Linked DNA regions of Homo sapiens: region 1 is linked to region 2. Evidence: chromatin loops called from intact Hi-C (ENCODE). Cell type or tissue: Calu3. All regions are shown on one strand.

Region 1 (2,500 bases), 500 kb before region 2:
TAATATTAATATATACACTTTTTTTATATCCTCTGACCTAGAAATTTTACTTCTAGGAAATTATCATGTAGAAACAGACAAAAATTAAGCAGGAGAATGTTCTTTACAGCATTATTTACAATAATATTTTTAAATTGGAAACAATCTAAAATGTCTTGTTACATAAAGTAATTTGTATACATGTATAAATGAATACCTGCACGTAATAGGTCATAGTCTGCAGTTATTTAAAGAATGAAATACATTTCCATATACAGATGGGAAAATGTATATGCAATGTACTTTTTAAAAAAAACTTTGAGATAATTCAGAGAGCATGTTCTTATATTTTATAACCAAATATGTGTCTGTAAATGGATATAAAAATCCAGGGCACTATCCACCTGCTCATTCATAATAGTGATTTATGAATAAGATTAAAAGTAATCATAATTTTTTACTGTTACTTAACATTTAAATATTTTACAATAACAAATATCAAAAAATAGTTTAAAGTAGAATTCATGCTATAATATTACACCGGAATAGTATTTGTGCCATACTAGTACTTCTGGAGTACCAAAATCAAGTATCAAAATAATATCAAATGCAAAGGACATTTTATTGCAACTTCTGAGGGATGACATTAGTTGAATTTTAAGAATGATGTGTTAGGTTCAACTTATAAATCACTGTTAGACACATAATCCTTAATCCACCTCTATGTAGCAATCTAGAAAATAACATCAGATATAAAGCCAATAGGTAGAATTATTGTCAAAGTCTCTTTGTTTATGGGGTGATTGAAAATTTCTTGGGAAACCTGTCCAAGGGTATTTTATTGTTTTTTAAAAAATTATCTCATTATGTCTCCATGCACTAATAAAAGAGCAAGTGTGTTTCCTTCAGGTCCACAGTGAATGAACATGAAGCGTGGAAGGACTGAGGTAGATTCTGTGGTAGAATAAGTGGTGAACTGCACAAACTGAAACCAAGAAGCAAAATGTTTCATCAAGATCCTGGCCAGAAATAAGGGCTGCATAATTCTTAAGAGCACCAAGCACTCAAATAACGATTCATCCTTGAGGCAGGTAGAAGAATAAATTCCATTTGTGTGTATACACCCAGAAAAGTGCCCCGTGAGAACCACGTGAAGTAGGTTTCACGGCAATACAACTTCTGTTAGCAGGGCCCTCGGAGTTAGTCAATAATTTATCATTACATGAACTGAGCTTGGGAAAATCAAATTAAGCCTGAGCAAATAAGGAACATAGTTTTATCTGACTCTTGTCACTCATTAATCCGGAATTGATTTTTGGGTCAGACACCAAATTTTAAGTGGTTGTATGTGTCATTACTCAGATATGTTGTTTTCCTTTTGGTATTGCAATGAATCATAGAGACATGAACCTTGGCTTAGAATATTTGCATTTGTTAAGATGAAAGTCAAACCATTCAACTTTACAGAGAAAAGGAAAGTTAAGGGCAAAAACAAGAGTATTGGGAGTTTGTTTCTTGCATGAGACACTGCTTGAGTATTGCACTGGAGGATATGCAAATGTTCCTTAATCATGTGCCTCAAACAGCAAGTCTGAACTTCTTCATTAACGTCAGAGGACAGAAAAGTTACCCTTATCTTAGCCTGCTATCTTGATATAAGAAATTCACACACAGAATTTTCCAAATTTGATAGATTTTTTAATTATGAGGCATTTGAATTCTTATTTTAAATTTACATATGCCAATGAAATTACCTATGATTATAAGCATGATTTCAAACTAACTCTAACAGGAATAAAACCCCACATTACATTTTAATAAGGTAGTATCAATCTTGAGTTATTAAGAAATGTATATGCTGCACACTGCTCAGAAATATGTTAGCATGGTATTGTTGGCCACCCACGGATTATCACACAGATAAGGGCATGCTAGGGACCTTCAGAAGCAAATGTTCATTTCATGTTATGCTCACAGAGTTTTGAGACTGTAAAATGTATGGCACAATTTGAAGTATTTGGCCACTGTCAGTGACACGAATAGGTTATATAAACTGCATTTACTTCCAGTGGAAAAAGTAAACTACCACGCTGATGATGATAGCTGAGCAGACCTTAGAACACTACCCTAGAAGTAAATTTATGATCCTGTGGCATGCTAGTGGATCCCCTGAACACACTAAACCTTTGATTGAAGATTTGTAAGAAAAAAAACTAATTTCCAGAACTATATATATATATTTACACTGGAAAGAAAATGAAGTGGAAAATAAAGTAAGCAATAGCTTCAAATTTATTTAAGTTTATTTGAAACCTTTTTTCAAAAGCCAATCAATGCTCAGAACAGAGAATTAGAATTCAGACAAAACCATTTTCAGTATTAGTTTGTAAAATCTAAAATGTGATTAGGACAAGACATTAGCACTGGGAAATAATTTCTACTAGTAATAGTGAATAAAACTTACTGTGCAATATTAGTAAAAATGAAAATAGTGGAGATCTTTCTACATATTTACAAATGT
Region 2 (2,500 bases):
AAATAAAGGGTGTAATTTGATTGTTTGCAACTCAATGGATAAATGCTTGAAAGAGTAGATGACCCATTCTTCACGATGTGCCTGTTCACATTGCATTCCTGTATTGAAACGTCTCATGTACATCATAAATATATACACCTACTATACACTCACAAAAATTAAAAGTAAAAATAAATGAATACTATTCTGCAATTTTTTCAGTTAATATTTCTTGAACGTTGTTCAAGATGTATCACTGTATGGACAATATACCAGTAAATATAAATAAACAGAATTGATCTGTTTGAATTACTGCACTATTTTGCATTATTATGGATACACTCACAGAACCAGTCCCCTAGTGGTGAACAATCAGGTTGTTTATAGGCTTCCTTTTTATTGCAAACAATGCTGTAATTAAAAAAAAATCTTCACATATATACTGCTAACTATTTGTGCAAGCATGTGTGCTGGTTAAATTCCTAGTCCTGGAATTACTAGATTAAAGGAGATATGTATTTTAAATGTTGTACTATTGGACAAACTGCTGTCCACAGAGGTCACACCTATTCTTGCCTACACTTCTGATGCTGATTGAGCTCCCTGTTTAAGGGATGGCTCTTCCGCAGTGAATGCAAAAGGTCTATATCAATAAAATGTAAAATAAAAGCATTGAGAAAGCTCACAAACAAACCTATTCTAACCAGTAATGCTTGGCTAAGTACCTGATTTAAAGCTTAGATCAGTCAAGCTCTTAACAGAAGTAATCCAAATAAAAATGTGACAGTTTGCAAGTAGAGCTGGGGAAGGAGAAGGAGCCTGTGGAGAAGGTTCCTGTAGTTAAATTTCACAGTGTGTGTTCCACTGGGCTCCTGGTGAAATTTTATGTTTTATCTTTCAGTGGTTGTATGCCACCGGCTAGGTGGCTCAATCATTTTACACCAGTAAAGATACTTATTTAACAGGAGAACAATGCTATACACTCAATATGTACTGAGCATCACAAATATTCTCAGGCCTTTCATTGCTTCCATTACCAGGGAGATAATATCTAGCATAAAAAGTTTTTACAATCTTAAGTTTAAAACCAGACAGGATAGAGACCTCATGGGGAAGGTTGTTTCCTACAGGTGAATGAAGACAATACAGAGTGCTTTGGGGTTTTTATTCTTTCATTCTCTTTTGTAACTTTTTTATTTGCCCTTAGAAAAGCAGGAACTGCTCTAAACTAAAAAATAAAATGAAACTCATGCCTACATTTGAATCAAATCTCTCCCTCCCTAATGTTTAACTAGAAACATAATTGATTTTGTGCTGAACAGATAGGAGGTTGTCAAGCTGATATTTCATTCCCAAGATCTCTATCAAAGTTGTCCAAAAAAAGCAAACAGTCATTATTTATCCCCAAACCCATTAAGCGACCCCATTATTTATTTCCTCGGCCATTTACGAAGCTGCATGCGCATGCTTTCTTCAGCTGCACCACCTAGCGGGTCACGCAAGCAATTGCAGCCCGGGTTGTTCTCTGGAGCCAGTCTCCACAGCAGGAAAAGAAAACTTTATCAGTGTTATAATTAACCACATCATTTATTTAACTTTGATAAATATTTAATAATAAAATTTTTAAGCTCAAGTTAAAGGAATACCACCCTGAAGATGCATTTGTATTTCCCTTGGAGAGAAGAGAAATGTTATTGTCAAGATGGCAGGAAAAAAACTGCCTTAAGCCTGTGTGGTAACCAAAGTTCCCAAAAGAATCAATCAAGAATGTCATCAGAAAATGACTATAAGATAGTCGGCATGGTAACTGGGATATTGAGGCAGTTCTTCGTTATCTGTGTTCATATTCATTTAGAACTCAGGAATCATCGTCCCCAGCAAGCAGGGGGAAATGCTAATTAATAAAATGCTGTCCAAACACGATGCATTCTCTAACCACCATCGTTCATGCTAGCCCTGCAAATGATGATGACTGGATAATTGCTCTGGTTTCTAATGATATTATTGCTGCTATTCCACAGCCAATCGTGTTCCCCATTCTCAGAGCATCACAAAATAGAAGTTTGATCAATGCAAACCACATGGAAGAAGCAACAGGCTGCGTTCTGCTTAGAAGTCCTAACGCAGAGCATCCCAGATGAGATGGGAGCTCTAAGCACACAGGCAATCAAGCGTGCACAGCAGACGCTAATGACTCCCATAAACGGCAGTTCAATCAAATGCTTTATTTCTGCCTGGAATAAACTCATCCATGATTTGCAAATCAAACTTTACCCAAAAGTATTTCTACCTGGTGCAGCAAGACCTTCACTCTCCTGCCCGGGGGAAAGCAACATCCTGGTCAACACAGGAATGCCCCTTGAGCCATGGTAAACAGGTGCCTGGAATCTGCCTCCAAATCCCCACACTAAGGGTGAACCAATAGAAATTCCAGGTAAAAGGTAAATGGAAATTATCTTCCATGGCTTAGGTTTTTGCACAGATGAATCACGGCATAAATAACACAGTCAAAATAAACCCA

Evidence for each region. A loop is a pair of places that touch in the nucleus more often than their neighbours do. Peaks named below come from ENCODE experiments on the same cell type or tissue, not always from the same donor. Only the 100,000 strongest peaks of a DNase experiment are listed, where the experiment ranks them.
Region 1: it touches region 2 in a loop (4-fold over the local background); 3 of 110 quality-filtered maps call a loop at or near these places.

What each region holds. Positions count from the first base shown.
Region 1 is chr18:73,339,369-73,341,868 of GRCh38, forward strand. All of the region lies in intron 2 of LINC02582 (long intergenic non-protein coding RNA 2582), which reads left to right. Among named protein-coding and RNA genes, the nearest start is that of LINC02582, 16 kb to the left of the region's middle. In Calu3, no CTCF peak of the experiment used is centred here; a DNase peak (open chromatin) is centred at 1,123.
Region 2 is chr18:73,841,521-73,844,020 of GRCh38, forward strand. No RefSeq gene overlaps it. Among named protein-coding and RNA genes, the nearest start is that of FBXO15, 310 kb to the right of the region's middle. RefSeq lists a silencer at 1,431-1,604. In Calu3, CTCF peaks have their summits at 327 and 1,476; a DNase peak (open chromatin) is centred at 1,461.